Linked DNA regions of Homo sapiens: region 2 is linked to region 1. Evidence: read pairs that join two places in POLR2A ChIA-PET (ENCODE). Cell type or tissue: GM12878. All regions are shown on one strand. Links, peaks and the distances in the headings refer to the core of each region. The heading gives the core; the rest is flanking DNA.

The links. Peaks named below come from ENCODE experiments on the same cell type or tissue, not always from the same donor. Only the 100,000 strongest peaks of a DNase experiment are listed, where the experiment ranks them.
Region 2: POLR2A ChIA-PET joins it to region 1 with 5 read pairs; 2 of 35 experiments call an interaction of 5 or more read pairs at or near these places.

The regions. Positions count from the first base shown.
Region 1 is chr6:42,787,261-42,795,595 of GRCh38, reverse strand. All of the region lies in intron 1 of BICRAL (BICRA like chromatin remodeling complex associated protein), which reads right to left. It overlaps LOC401261 (a long non-coding RNA gene), which reads right to left. Exons shown (of 2, transcript NR_134654.1): 2 at 4,273-5,180. Among named protein-coding and RNA genes, the nearest start is that of BICRAL, 9.4 kb to the right of the region's middle. In GM12878, for the core only: no CTCF peak of the experiment used is centred there; no DNase peak of the experiment used is centred there; H3K4me3 peaks cover 319 bases; H3K27ac peaks cover 2,539 bases.
Region 2 is chr6:42,495,550-42,503,884 of GRCh38, reverse strand. It overlaps the pseudogene RPL36AP5. Among named protein-coding and RNA genes, the nearest start is that of TRERF1, 48 kb to the right of the region's middle. RefSeq lists an enhancer at 1,284-1,423. In GM12878, for the core only: no CTCF peak of the experiment used is centred there; no DNase peak of the experiment used is centred there.

The DNA of each region.
Region 1 (8,335 bases), core at 185-8,184:
AGTCAAGCTCAAGGTAATTTTTGATAGTAAGGTAATTTGAAACATAGAACATCTATTAAATAATAATTATATCTTGGGAATTTAGGTAATATATGACAGAAATAAAACAATGTGAAATAGGTTTTATGTCACATTTTATTTATAGATATTTATTTATTTATTTGAGACAGAGTCTTGCTCTCTGTTGCCCAGGCTGGAGTGCAGTGGCACGATCTCGGCACACTGCAACCTCCACCTCCCAGGTTCAAGCAATTCTTGTGCCTCAGCCTCCTGAGTAGCTGGGATTGCAGGCGTGCACCATTATGCCCAGCTAATTTTTATATTTTTAGTAGAGACGGGGTCTCGCCATGTTGGCCAGGCTGGTCTTGAACTCCTAACCCAGGTGATCCACCAGTCTTGGCCTCCCAAAGTGCTGGGATTACAGGTGTGAGCCACCGCACCCGACTTTTTGTCACGTTTTTAAATCTAATAGCAGAAAGTTTTGGAAAACAAGTTAGACAACTTTCTAACAATAGATGTAGATCTTTTCAGTTACCTTGACTGTCGTTCATGCGTAATTCTCTTTGTGAGTATTGGTGGAGAGATCAGTAAATAGACTCTTGCATGACTTATGGTAAGTTTCTTTTTTTTTTTTGAGATGGCGTTTTGCTCTTGTTGCCCAGGCTGGATTGCAATGGCGTGATCTTGGCTCACTGTAACCTCCGCCTCCCGGGTTCAAGCAATCCTCCTGTCTCAGCCTCCCGAATAGCTGCGATTACAGGTGCCCGCCACCACGCCCGGCTATTTTTTTTTTTTTTTTTTGTATTTTTAGTAGAGAGGGGGTTTCACCATGTTGGCCAGGCTGGTCTCGAACTCCTGGCCTCAAGTGATCCGCCCGCCTCAGCCTCGCAAACTGCTAGGAGTACAGGCGTGAGCCACTGTGCCCAGCCACTTACAGTAAGTTCTTAATTGATATGTCTAGCTTAGCCTTAAAACTTGACAATTCAAATGAAAAAAGAACAGAGAATAATATATTAGTACTTATAAAATATATAAAATAGAGCCAGGCATGGTGGAGTACACCTGTAGTCTCAACTACTTGGCAGGGGAAGCAGGAGGATTACTTGACTCCAGGAGTTCAAGGTCATGGGTACATAGCCAAACACACACACACACACACACACACACACACACACACACACACAGAGTAAGTGAATTTTGTCCGGCATTAAGTATTTTATGTAACAGAATATGTTCTGCATTTCTAAGTTAAAGCACTTGAGCCTTTTTTTTAAACAACATGGTTACCCAAATGTCATTTTTCTTTGTATTATTCTCTTTTGAAATTAACTGTCAGATTGCTTTATCTCTATCACACATGCTGTAAAAAAATAAATTCTAGGTACATCATGTGACATATAAAGTCAGATTTATAGTAGCTAGGAGCGGTGGCTCATGCCTGTAATCCGTGCTATCTGGGAGGCTGAGGCAGGAAGATGACTGTAGCTCAGGAGTTCAAGACCAGCTTGGGCAACACAGCGAGCCCCTGTCTCAAATTTTTTCTTTTAATCTGATTTATAAACAAGTAACATAGTTTTACATTTTAAAAATAAAAATAAAAATAAAAATAAAAATAAAAATAAAAATGTCATCTTGTCCAGGAGTTCGAGACAAGCCTGGACAACATGGGGAAACCCTGTCTCTACAAAAATACAAAAATTATCCAGGCATGATGGTGTGCACCTGTAGTCCCAGCTACTAGTGAAGCTTCAGTGAGCTGAGATGGGGCCACTGTACTCCAGCCCGGGCAACAGAGCAAGACCCTGTCTCAAAAAAAAAAAAAAAAAAAAAAAAGTCATCTTGAGGCCTACGCATAGAAGTAGCGCCAAAAACATCCCAGTTGTAAACCTTCATGTTGTGTGATTACACCTAGAGAAAAGGGGTTGACTTTCACAGATTTCTCCATCCTAAAACTCTCACAGATTTGGAGAATCACAATACAAATGGAAAATAAGAATAAACCAACCTGGTCAGGCGCGGTGGCTCACGCCTGTAATCCCAGCACTTTGGGAGGCCAAGGCTGGTGGATCACTTGAAGTTAGGAGTTGGAGACCAGACTAGCCAACTGGTGAAACCCCATCTCTACTAAAAATACAAAAATTAGCAGCCAGGCATGGTGGCTCACACCTGTAATCCCAGCACTTTGGGAGGCCGAGGCGGGTGGATCATGAGGTCAGGAGATTGAGACCATCCTGGCTAACACAGTGAAACCCCGTCTCTACTAAAAATACAAAAAAAAAAAAAAAAAAAAAAAAAAAAATTAGCTGGGTCTGTAATCCCAGCTACTCGGGAGGCTGAGGCAGGAGAATGGCATGGACCTGGGAGGCAGAGCTTGCAGTGAGCTGAGATCACGCCAATGCACTCCAGTCTGGGTAACAGAGCGAGACTCTGTCTCAAAAAAAAAAAAAAAAAAAAAAAAAAAAAAAAAAAAAAATTAGCTGGGCATGGTGGCATGCGCTTGTAAATCCTAGCTACTGGGGAGGCTGAGGCACAAGAATCACTTAAACCCGGGAGGTGGAGTTTGCAGTGAGCTGAGATTGTGCCACTGCACTCCAGCCTGGGCAACAGAGTGAGATTCCATCTCAAAAAATAAATAAAATAAACCAGCCAGCCAATTTCTTTCTCCTTTTTTTCTTTTTCTTTGTGACAGAGTTTCACTCTCGTCGCCCAGTCTGGAGTGCAGTGGCACGATTTTGGCTCACTGCAACCTCCGCCTCCCAGATTCAAACAATTCTTGTGCCTCAGCCTCCAGAATAGCTGGGATTACAGGTACCTGCCACCACACCTGGCTAATTTTTGTATTTTTAGTAGAGATGGGGTTTCTTCATGTTGGCCAGGCTGGTCTCAAATTCCTGACCTCAAGTGATTCACCTACTTCGGCCTCCCAAAGTGCGGGATTACAAGCATAAGCCACCACACTCAGCATCAATTTCTAAATATACTTATTTGCACTTCTAAAAAGTCTCAGGGTTAAATGAAATCTAGGCCAAGCGGAGTGGCTTACACCTGTAATCCCAACACTGTGGGAGGCTGAGGCAGGAGGACTGCTTGAGGCCAGGAGTTTGAGACCAGCTTGGGCAACATAGCAAGAACTCATCTCTACATTTAAAAAAAAAAAAAAATTAGCTGGGCATGGTGGTACATGCATGTAATCCCAGCTACTCAGTAGAGGCTGAGGTGAGAGGGCTGCTTGAACCCACGAGATGGAGGCTGCAGCTATGATCACGCCACTGGACTTCAACCCTGGGTGACCAAGATACTGTCTCAGAAAAAAACCAAAAATGTTCATAAGAAAAAAAGTTACAGTAAGCTAAGCTTATTATTGAGGAAGGAAAAATATTTTATAAGCTTAATGTAGCCTAAGTGTATGGTGTTTATTAAGTTCACAGTAGTGCACAGTGTCCTAGGCCTTCACATTCTTTCACCACTCACTGACTCACCCAGACCAACTTCCAGTCCTCCAAGCTTCATTCATGGTAACTGCCCTATACAGGTGCACCATTTTTTTCTTTTGTATCATATTTTTACTGTACCATGTTTAGATATGTTGATACACAAATACAGTTACAGTTACCTACAGTATCCAGGTACAGTCACATGCTGTACAGGTTTACAATACAGGAGGAATAGGCTATATCATATAGCCTAGGTGTGTGGTAGGTTATACCATATTGGTTTGCGTAAGAGCACTCTATGGTGTTTGTACACAATGAAATCACCTAACGATGCATTCATCAGAACCTATCCCTGTGATTAAATGACACATGACTGTATTTACTAAAAACCCATCAGAGGCCAGGTGCAGTGGTTCACACCTATAGTCCTAGCACTTTGGGAGGCCGAGGTGAGAAGACCGCTTGAGCCCAGGAGTTTGAGACACGCCTGTGCAACATAGTGAGTTCTCATCTCAAAAAACAAAAACAAAAACCAAACCCATTAGAACCCATCAGGGTCTCAAACAAGGTGAAGGTTTAACAAATATTATTTCTTTTCCCCCTCATTTTCTTCCCTGTGAAAATGTTTCCATTTCAGGCCAGGACACAAAGTTCAACTCCTAATGAAAAAAAGTGTCCTGGATTTGGGTTCAACTGAAATAAACCATTTCTAGAAAGGCAATATCTTTCATATCTTATTCTCTCACATTCTCAGACTCAGGGCTTTAATTTTAAGTAATGTTAAGTGTTTAATGTGTTTGCAAGATAAGAGAGCCAAATAACCCACAAAAACAGAACATGTTCGGTTTCACAACTTTATTAAAAATAAATTTATAAGTAAACAAATCGTAACTTTATAGATTAAAGTTGATTGGGATTAAGGAGAACCTGGGTATAAGAGGATCTGGTACAGAGAGGTCTCAGGATCTTTTCCTGAGTGGGAGTACATACGAGGTAGGGAAGAGAAAACAACAAACCAGAACAAAGTTGCTGCTCCCAGGTCCTCTTTCATCCTCCACCTTCCCACACAGCATTCTGACAGCCCCTGAGCTCTCCTCAACTGCACTACAAAAGGGCAGGCCACCCCCAGCACAGTCAAGTCCTGAGCTCCCTCTGCTTGTAGCCAGGCACCATGTTAGTGATTTCCACCTCAGGGCTTTCCTTTTAAAATCCACACCCCACATGCCTTTGCAGTCAGCTCTCTCACCTCTCCATACTCATTTCACTCTTCCCCAACTCCCCCAGCCCACCTTCTGCCAGCTCCTTCACTCACTGTATTTTCCTCTTCTACTATACAGAACATTATTCATCAAGCAAGAGCCATGCCATGCAGAAACGCATCTGGTATGCTACTTAAATCATGCCGTTTCACCCGTTTTTCCCCAGATTTGCTCCTCTCACCTTTAACTCAAAGCTATCTTTCTCAGTGAAGAATGTAGACAGCTATTTTGAATTCCATCATCTACTCCATTCTTATTTTCTCTAATCTCACTTTACGGTTATTGTTTAGCCTATTTGGGGAGCAGAGAAAACTCATGAAAAAGGGAATGACAGCAGACTCAAAGAGGAAAGAAAGGGGAAAAGAAGGTGGGGGGGGGGTGCTACATACTTCCATTTGACATTATTTAAATAAAAAATGATTTTCTCGGCAGGATGCAGTGGCTCACGCCTGTAATCCCAGCACTTTGGGAGGGAAAGGTGGGAAGACTGCTTGAGCCCAGGAGTTTGAGGCCAGCCTGGGTGACAAAGAGAAACCCCTGTCTCTACAAAAAAAAAAAAAAAAAAAAAAAAATTAAATTATCTGGGCATGGTGTTGCATTTCTATAGTCCCAGCTACTTGGGAGGCTGAGGTTGGGGGAATCCCTTGATCCCAGGAGGTCCAGGCTGCAGTGAGCTACAATTGTACCACTGCACTCCAGGCTGGGTAACAGTGAGAACCTGTCTCAAAAACAAACAAAAAATGAAACTCAATGCTTATTTCTCTCCTTCCCTGTTCTGTAATCAGACTTTTTTTCTCATCACGTGCACAGATCAGAATGTCAAATGCTATAAGCCGCCACACATTCAATGGTCTTGATTCTTTTTCTCACAGATCCCTCTACTAGTGTAAGATATTGCTGATCTCTAACAGAATACTGTTTTCCTTTTGATTCCCATCATTCTACTCTACCTAGGTTCTCCAAGTACTGAGTCAGCAAATGTTTACTGAGTGCTCAACTTGTTTTGAATGCTGTGCTAAAGGCTTAGAACAAAACAGTAAACATGGGAGCAAATAATGTAATATTCCCAGGTCCTATACTACAATCTCTACGTCTATAGGTGACTTATGCACCCTCAAGCTTGGTACCATGATAAGAAGAGATACTTTCTCTTTAGTTTCAGTAATCTGAAATTTCATTTCTAAAGCAATTTTCTTCCATATGCAAATAACACCTCTATCTGCCACAAATATTTAAGTGTTCATTCTTTTTTTTTTTTTTTTTGAGACAGTCTAGCTATGTCACCCAGGCTGGAGTGCAGTGGGAAGATCTCAGCTCACTCCAATGTCTGCCTTCCAGGTTCAAGCAATTCTCATGCCTCAGCCTCCTGAGTAGCTGGGATTACAGGTGTGTGCCACCATGCCTGGCTATTTTCTTTGTATTTTTAGTAGAGATGAGTTTTGCCATGTTGGCCAGGCTGGTTTTGAACTCCTGGCCTCAAACGATTTGCCTGCCTCAGCCTCCCAAAGTGCTGGGATTGTAGGTGTGAGCCATGGGCCCAGCCTAATTCATTTTTTACTATGGTAAAATATATGTAAGATTTACAATTTTAACCATTTTTTTCCAGGATTGGGAAAACCCTTTATTTCTCTATAGAGTTACTGAATTTTAAATATTTAAAAGTGTTTGGTTGAGTGGCATTACATACATTCACATTGCTGTGAAACCAAGAGCCCTATCCAGCTTTAGAAATTTTTCATCTTCCCAAACTGAAACTCTGCGCCCATTAACTCACTTTAAGCCAGTAATGATTTTCATGGCCCCCACTCTGATTCTTCTCTTGCTTTCCTACTCAGCTAACATTTCAAGGTTCATCATCAAAATCACCCCCTTGCAACTACTCTCAAGCCTCTGGCACTGCTTCTCCTCTGTCAAACCTGCAGGGCAAAACACGAATTTTGGGTGAACTGATCACCTGCCTGCTCTTCGCTGCCCTCATAACAGCTGAATGTTGCTAGGAGAAAAAAAAAAATCACACAACTAACTCAGCTGACTGGTTTCACCTTAAATTCATGGCCCCAAGCCACGGCAAGGGATTCAACAATGCCCAGCATTGAAACTACCTTGTTTCCCAGTTACTCAGTTCCTTGTCCTGTTGCTCAAGGTGAAGTGTCCATCTTTCCTGAAATTATCCACTACCCCTTCTTTGTTTAAGTCACCGGCCTTGCCTCAGACTTCACTGAGAAAACAGAAGCCGTCAGAAAGTTAAGTCCTATATTCTACCTCCAATTCACCTTGCACTTGTGCCCCCATTCTTTGTCTTCTGCCACACTGCGTTGTCTTGCTCCCACTAAAGGCAAGTGTTCTTCCTGTGTCTTGAATTCCTTAAGAATGCTGCTCCCGGCCAGGCATGGTGGCTCACACCTATAATCCCAACATTTTGGGAGGCCTAGGTGCGTGGATCACCTGAGGTCAGGAGTTCGAGACCAGCCTGGCTAACATGGTGGACCCGTCTCTACTAAAAATACAAAATTAGCTGGGTGTGGTGGTGCATACCTGTAATTCTAGCTACTTGGGAGGCTGAGGCAGGAGAATTGCTTGAACCCAAGAGGTGGAGGTTGCAGTGAGCTGAGATTGCGCCACTGCACTCCAGCCTGGGCAACAAGAGCAAAACTGTCTCCAAAAAAAAAAAAAAAAAAAAGAATGCTGCTCCCTTGGTAGTCTTGGTCTCTCTTCTGGATTAGTCTCACCTTCTCTATTAAATATTCTCATTAGCCTATCTAGTTCCCATTGTTTAAAAGAAAAGCCTTCTTCTTTACATAGGGAGACCCTGTCTCTATAAAAAAAATTTTTTTTTAATTAGTTGGGTTACAGTGGTGCACACCTGTGGTCCCAGCTACTCAGGAGAGGCTGAGGTAGGAGGATCACTTGAGCCCAGTAGGTTGAGTCTGTGGTAAGCCGTAATTTGCACCATTGCACTCCAACCTGGATGACTGAGTGACATCTTGTCTTAAAAAAAAATTAAAAAAAAAAAAAAGCCCTCTTCTTTGACCCCATCTCCCTCTGAAGCCACTAAGCTGCTTCTCTCCACTTTACAGCAGCAAAATTTCCCTAACGAGCTGTCGATATTCACCTCACTTCCTATTCTCTCTTCGAAGCATCCCAATGTGGCTTGGACCACTTGTCAAAACAGTCACCATCATGTTGTCAAATCCAAATAGACATTTCTCTATTCTCATTGTGTAACTTCTCAGCAGCATTTGACAGAGGTGACCATTCCCTCTTTCTTGAAAATAATAAAATACTCTCCCACTTTAATGGCTGAACCTTTTCAGTCTCCTTTGCCCAAGCTTTAGCCGTTGTTAGTGTTTTAGGGCTTTTTTTTTTCCCCACACAGAGCTGGCTGTGTGGGAGACCAGAGTTTTATTACTCCAGTCTCGCAGGGCTTGATCTTAAGGCCACAAACAATCTCAATCAGTTCCATGACATGCCATCTGTATACTAGTGACTCCCAAAATTTATGTCCAGTCTAGATCACTCCCCTCAGCTCAACTTAAATATTCAGTGCCTACTTAACTCTCCGCTTGGATGCCTCCCAAGTATTTACACAGAACTCTTGCTACCCACTCCTCTCCACCTGTTCCTCCTCCAGTCTTCTCCAAC
Region 2 (8,335 bases), core at 146-8,145, 290 kb after region 1:
GCTCTCATGAAGGGATTAGTTGATCGGTGGGTTAATGGATTAACGGGCTATCCTGGGAGTAGGACTGGTGGCTTTATTAGAAGAGGAAGAGAGACCTGAACTAGCATGCTCAGCCCCCTCGCCATGTGATGCCCTATGCCACCTTGGGGCTCTGCAGAGTCCTCACCAGCAAGAAGGCCCTCACCAGATGTGGCCCCTTGACCTTGGACTTCTCAGCCTCCATAACTATAAGAAATATTTTTTTTTCTTTATAAATTACCCAGATTCAGGTATTCTGTTATAACCAACAGAAAATGGGCTGGGCACGGTAGCTCACGCCTATAATTCCAGCCCTTTGGGAGGTCAAGGTGAGTGGATCACTTGTGGCCAGGAGTTTGAGACCAGCCTGGCAAACAACCTCCTTACTAAAAATACAAAAATTAGCTGGGCATGGTGGCACATGCCTGTAATCCCAGATACTCAGGTGACTGAGCCACGAGAATTGCTTGAACCCAGAAGGGGGAAGTTGCAGTGAGCTGAGATGGCATTACTGCACTCTAGCCTGGCTGACAGAGCGAGACAAAAAAAAAAAAAGGGCAATAGAAAATGGACGAAGACACTCATCTTTATGGATCTTCATGATAATTCTGTTGGGTAGGAGGTAGTATTATCATTCTTATTTTCTAGATGAATCAACTGAGACTCAAAGAGTTGAATCACAATGACCTGATGTCTAGGAGGGAACACTGAGTTTCAACTGCAAGTACACCAAGTAGGAAAGACTGTCTTGTGGTAAATTTCTTTCTCTTGGCTAAAAGTAGGGGGTGATATCGGGTCAATTTGTTATTGTCACCTACAAGAGAGATGGAAAAGGCTTCTACATTATCATGAACTTGAGAATCTTACAGTTAAAAATTGGAAAGATGAAAAATGGGGTGGAGAGTGGGGCAAGAGTGATTGGTAGGATTACTTGGTGTATCAGTTTCCTTGGGCATCCATCACAAAGTACCACAAACTGGGACGCTTAAACAATAGATATTTATTCTCTTATAGTTTTGAAGGCTGGAAGTCCAAAATCAAGGTGTCAGCAGGCACCTGCTCTCTCTGAAGGCTCTAGTTTCAGGTGGTTACTGTCAGTCTCTGGCATGGCTTGGCTTGTGCATGCATCACTCTAATCTCTGTCTTCACATGGTCTTCTCCCCACTGGGAAGACAGAGATAGTGATTTGGACACAGACACCAAGTCTCTGTGTAAAGACACTATTTCCAAATAAGATTCTGGGTGAACATGAATTGTGCAGGGTTACTATTTTTAACCCAGTACTGTACACTTGGGTAGGAGAAGCCTGATACTTCTGCCCCTTCCCACTTTCTACTTTGTGCATGCAGTGGCTAGCAGAGGTATCTCTGCTCTCAGAAGTGAGGGGAAATCCTTATGTCCCTAGGCAATGTCTTAGTAGGCTGCTGACACCCAGAAGAAACAGTCTCTTCAGACTCAGAAGGCTACATATAGGCCCATCCCCATCATCTTCCTCTACAGTTGCTGGAAGAAGGCTGCAATAAATAGCTCCCATAGTTGGGGCAACAGAGAATCTCAAAGGAAAAGATGTGCACAGAGCCAAGAATTACTAACACATCGTAAAAGAGAAGAACAAAATGAAACAAATGACTAGTACCTGAGAAACAGATCATAGAACTCACAGAAGGGGATTTTAAGAGAAGTATAATGAACCTTTCATCACAGGGATAAAAGACAATTGAATCCATAAGACAAGGAGGAAATTATGAAAAAGTATCAAATAGAGATCTTGGAAGTGAAAAGTATTCAGAAGAGAGGGAAATGGTAAAATGAATACAAATGAAGAGCTGTTTATTGAGCTGGAAACAATAGCTGAGGGATTCTCCCAGAATGTAGTATAACAGGACAGAGAAAAATTATGAAAGAAATGTTTAGAAACATGGAGGGTAGAACCAGAAGCTCCCAAATCTATCAATTCACATTCCAGAAGAAAATAAAAGCAGAAAATATGAGAGAGAGGAAAAATTAAAAACATATTAAAAGAAAAATTTCCAGAGTTGAATAAAAGCACAAATCTTCAGGTTGAAAACTGAGTAGGATGAATAGAAATGACTACACTTAGATACACACAGTGAAATTTTAGAACAAGTGTAAGGAGAAATTCTAAAAGCATCCAAAGATTTTTAAAATTTTTTCTGCAAAGACTAATATCAGAATTCTCAGTAAAAATGCATTGCATACAAGAAGGCAATATAAAATACATCTTCAACATTTTGAGAGAACATGGTTACAAACCTAGAATTCTATTTTTTTTTTTTTTTTTTTTTGAGACGGAGTCTCTCTCTGTCGCCCAGGCTGGAGTGCAGTGGTGTGATCTCGGCTCACTGAAAGCTCCACCTCCTGGGTTCACACCATTCTTCTGCCTCAGCCTCCCAAGTAGCTGGGACTCCAGGCGCCCACCACCACGCCCACCTAATTTTTTGTATTTTTAGTAGAGACGGGGTTTCACCGTGTTAGCCAGGATGGTCTTGATCTCCTGACCTCGTGATCCACCCACCTCGACCTCCCAAAGTGCTGGGATTACGGGCGTGAGCCACTGTGCCCAGCCACAAATCTAGAATTCTATACCCATCTAAACTATTATTTAAGTGTAAATGCAAAAAAAAAATACATTTATAAATATTCAAGGATCTGGAAAATTTACCATCCACAATGAATTAAGAGAGAATGAACTTAACCAGAAAACAAAAACAAAACAAAACAAACAAGAAGAAGAGAAATACACGAAACAGTATCTTATTGAAGAAATCAGTAAAATTTATTGTAAAACTCATATAAGTTAGGATAACCACTAGAAGTAGTAACAGGTGCAAGTTTTAAATTTTGAGAAGGACAAAATAAGATGAAGAAAACTCACCAATTTTGCAAAAGACAAAAGGAAATTAAAAAAATCCAGGACAAGTAGAAAAGACAAATAAAATGAGAGGAATAGTTCAGATGTCTCAATATCACATTAAATATGATTGGGTTAAGCCCATGGATAAAAGGAGAATTTTAGATTGGATGTTTGAAAACTTAAACATTATAAGAGACACATCTAAAACAAAATCATCTGAGAAGTTTGAAAATAAAGTGATGGAAAAGGATATTTCAATGAAAAAATGTGTGATTATATTTAAATCAGATAAAATGGAATTCAAGGAAGGTTTAGAAAGTGGATCTACCCAGTAGTAGTCAGCACCCCTGGTAGCTAGATAATAGTTTCTAAACATCGTTTCACACATACACATGAAATCAATGTTCACTTGAAAAAAGGCTGATTCCAGGTCTGGGACAAGAAATATACAAGAGGAGCCTGGACCAACATGTCATATCTGAGGCAAGAAAGCTGAAGACTACAGAGAGTGTCAAAACTACTTAGGAAACAACTTGAAGAGGCTCCTACTGGCTAAAGATGCAGCAATCATGCATTAATAAAAATGATAATTGCAATGATTAAAACACTTCAAATATACTCAAGTTTATGAATATGGAAATGAAATAATTTTTTTAAAAAACCCTTATTGGCCACTTTCTATTAAAAAAAAAACAGGGAACTGAGGAACATGTTAAACACTATCACAGAAAGATAATCAGCAAAATCCAGTCTGCAGGAAATTCTACAGAACAAATGACCCAAAATATATATTCCAAGCAAAAAAGAAAGTGTGTATTTGTGTGTGTGGTCAGGGAGGATTACAGACTAAGAGTTACCTAAAAAACATCACTCGATTGCATGTATGAATCTTAACTGAATCTTTTTTTTTTTAACATAAACTCAAGATTTGATTGTCTTCATAATAAAACAAAAGATGATACTCAGAACTATATCACTTGGCCCCCCTTTTCTTCTTATCTCCTCCCAGTTCAAAATGCTCGCATATCTTAATAGCCAGCATTCTCTTAGATATGCAGTTGGGCTCAACGCGCTCAAGCCTTAGCACTGTCTTCTTTGTAGTTTTAGCCTTTTTTTGGAAAATCCGCTTAGTCTGTCCATCATAGCCACTATGCTTCCCATCATAAGGCTGTTTTCCCTGGGCATATAGACAATTCTTGCCCTTCTTGTACTGTGTCACTTTGTGGGGTTGGTGCTTGCCACACTTCTTACAGAAAATCCACTGAGTTTTAGGAACACTCACAATGTTTGCAGGAGCATTATTGGCACAGAAAGCTGAATGTTGATATAAACAAATACATTGGGCCCTCAAGGTGGCTCATGCCTGTAATCCCAACACTATGGGAGGCCGAGGATTGCTTGAGCCCAGGAGTTCAAGACTAGTCTGGGCAAAATAGTGAGACCCAGTCTCTAAAAAAAAAATAATAATAGTAATAAGCAAAAAGAAAGTTTACATAATTCGCTACATGCACAAATTAAAGCATCTGATTATATCAATAAATACTAAAAAAAATTGACAAAATTTAACCCCTGTTAAGATTTTTAAAAGACTTGCAGTAGCTTGCTATAGAAGGGAAATTTCCTATCTTAATTAAGGGGCCTACCAAAAACCTATGGCTGTCACCATACTTTGTGGTGAATTTAGAGGTAATCCTATTACCTCAGGAATGGGACAAGGATGCTTGCTTTCATGCTGCTAGACAACACCAAACTGGATGATCTAGTCAATGCAATAAAATAAGAAAAATAAATAAGAAACCTATAAATGATATTTTCATCTACAAATAACAGAAAAACCAATTTGAAATAGTTTATACAATAAATACATTTTATTATCTCACATAATAATTTCTGGCTCTCTTCTTTCTTCTCTGGCCCTGTGAAGATGTGCCTTGCTTCCCTTTTACCTTCCACCATGATTTGAGTTTGGTTTACCCGAACAGTAACGTGCACTTGCTGTAAGTGGTAGAGCCCACCTACATTAGGCTGATGATTTATTGTTGAAGTCAAAAAAATTGGTGAGGGAAGATGGCGGATAGGAGATAGGGCTGACGTGCAGCTCCCATTTGTATGGACAGAACAGTGTATGGAAACTCCTGTCATGGACTTTTGCTCCAGGAACCACCGCAGGAGTGTACTAGGAAAACTGAAAGAAATCACAGATCCTTTGAAAGCAGCAGCAGGCTGCTGCAAATTCCATGAGACAGGCCAAAAGCTCTAGTGCTCTCTCAAAAGTGCCACCTCCTGGCTGGAGGCCAACCAGCTCAGGACGTTACAGCAATTCATGACAGAACAACCCTGCTGAAGTGGTGGACTTCAGTACTCCACTGACAGCAAAGACAGGTCATCAAGACAGGAAGTCAACAAAAGACCAATGGACTTAAATTATACCTCAGAACAAGTGAACTTAACAGATATTTACGGAACATTCTACCCAACAACTGCACATGGAAAATTCTCCAAGATAGACAATATCATAAGCCACAAAACAAGTCTCAATAAAATTAAGAAGATTGAAATTATATCAAGTACCCTCTCAGAACACAGTAGAATAAAGTTGGAAAGTAACTCCAAAAGGAACCCTCAAAACTATACAAATACACGGAAATTAAATAATCTGCTCCTGAATGATCTTTGGGTCAATAATGAAATCAAGATGGAAATTAAACAATTCTTTGAACTGAAAGATAATAGTGACACAACTTATCAAAACCTCTGGGACACAGCAAAAGTGGTGCTAAGAGGAAAGTTCATAGCATTAAATGCTTATATCAAAAAGTCTAAAAGAGCACAAATAGACAATCTAAGGTCAGACCTCAAGGAACTAGAGAAACAATAACAAACCAAACCCAAACCCAGCAGAATAAAATAAATAACAAAGATCAGAGCAGAACTAAATGAAATTGAAACAAAAAATACAAAAGATAGAAGAAATAAAAAGCTGGTTCTTTGAAAAGATAAAAAAATTGATAGACCATTGGTGAGATTAACCAAGAAAAGGAGAGAAGATCCAAATAAGCTCAGTTAGAAACAAAACAAGAGATATTACAACCAATACCACAGAAATAAAAAAAGATCATTCAAGGCTACTATGAACACCTTTATGCACACAAACTGGAAAATTTAGAGAAGATGGATAAATTTCTGTAAATATACAACCCTCCTGGATTAAATAGAAATAGGAAGAAGTAGAAACTGAACAGAACAATAACAAGTAGAGAGATTGAAACAGTAATTTAAAAATTTCCAACAGTAACAAAAAAAGGCCAGGTCCTGATGGATTCACAGATGAATTCTATCAGGCATTCAAGGAAGAATTGGTACCAATCTTACTGAAACTATTCCAAAAGACAGAGAAACAGGGACTCCTCCCTAAATCATTCTATGAAACCAGTATCACCTTAATACCAAAACTGGGAAAGGACATAACAAAAAAAGAAAACCACAGGCCAATATCCCTAATGAACATAGATGCAAACATCCTAAAAAAAAATACTAGCTAACCAAATCCAATGGCATATCAAAAAGATAACACACCGTGATTGAGTGGGTTTCATACTAGGGATGCAGGGATGATTTAACATATGCAAGTTAATAAATGTGATGCATCACATAAACAGAATTAAAAGCAAAAGCCCTATGATCATCTCAAGAGATGCAGAAAAAGCAGTTGACAAAATCCAGCACCTTTATGATTAAAACCCTCAGCAAAATTGGCATAGAAGGAACATACCTCAAAGTAATAAAAGCTGTCTATGACAAACCCACAGCCAACATTATACTGAATGGGGAAAAGTTGAAAGCATTCCCCCTGAGAACTGGAATGAGACAAGGATGCCCACTTTCACCACTTCTGTTCAACAGAGTACTAGAAGTCCTAGCCAGAGCAATCAGACAAGAGAAAGAAATAAAGGGCATCCAAACCAGTAAAGGGGAAGTCAAACTATCACTGTTTGCCAATGATATGATTGTATACCTAGAAAACCCTAAAGATTAATCCAAAAAGCTCCTAGAGCTGATAAATGAATTCAGCAAAATTTTAGGATACAAAATAAATGTACACAAATCAGTAACACTGTTATACACCAATATACAACAATGACCAAGCTGAGAAGCAAATCAATAACTCAACCCCTTTTACAACAACTGCAAAATAAAATAAAATATTTAGCAATATACCTAACCAAGGAGGTGAAAGATCTCTACAAGGAAAACTATAAAACGCTGCTGAAAAATCATAGATGACACAAACAAATGAAAACACATCCCATGCTCATGGATGGGTAGAATCAATATTGTGAAAATGACTATACTGCCAAAAACAATCTACAAATTCGATGCAATTCCCATCAAAATACCATCAATATTTTTCACAGAACTAGAAAAAACAATCCTAAAATTATATGGAAGCAAAAAAGAGACCTCATAGCTAAAGCAAGACTAAGCAAAAAGAACAAATCTGGAGGCATCACATTACCAGACTTCAAACTACACTACAAGACTATAGCCACCAAAACAGCATGGTACTGGTGTGAAAATAGGCACATAGGCCAATGGAACAGAATAGAGAACCCAGAAATAAAGCCAAATACTTACAGCCAACTGACCTTTGACAAAGCAAACAAAAACATAAAGTGGGAAGAAGACATCCTATTCAACAATGGTGCTGGGATAATTGGTTAGCCACATGCAGAAGAATGAAGTTGGATCCTCATCTCTCACGTTATACAAAAATCAACTCAAGATGGATAAAAGACTTAAATCTAAGACCTGAAACCATAAAAATTCTAGAAGATAACATCAGAAAAACTCTTCTAGACATTGGCTTAGGCAAAGAGTTCATGACCCAGAACCCAAAACCAAATGCAACAAAAACAAAGATAAATAGATGGGACCTAATAAAACTGAAAAGTTTCTGCACAGCAAAAGAAATAATCAGTAGAGTAAAACAGAGAACCCACAGAGTGGGGGAAAATATTTGCAAACTATGCATCCAACAAAGGACTTATATCCAGGATCTACAAGGACCTCAAACAAATCAGCAAGAAAAAAACAAATAATCCCATCGAAAAGTGGGCAAAAGATGTGAATAGACAATTCCCCAAAGAATATATTCAAATGGCCAAGAAACATGAAAAAAATGTTCAACATCACTAATTATCAATGGTCAAATTTGACCTGGAAATTTGACCAACCAAGTCAAAGGGTAAATGCATTGTAAATTACAGAAATATTAAATTCCCTTCTATTATGGTTATACCATCTTTCAGGCCCACTGGCAATGTATGAGATTACCTTATTCCCCATATATTATTCCCCATTATTATTAATATTCCCCATTATTATTCCCCATATATTCTGTTAGCTCTTCTAAAGCTGTTCAACTTTTGGATTTTTTTCTGA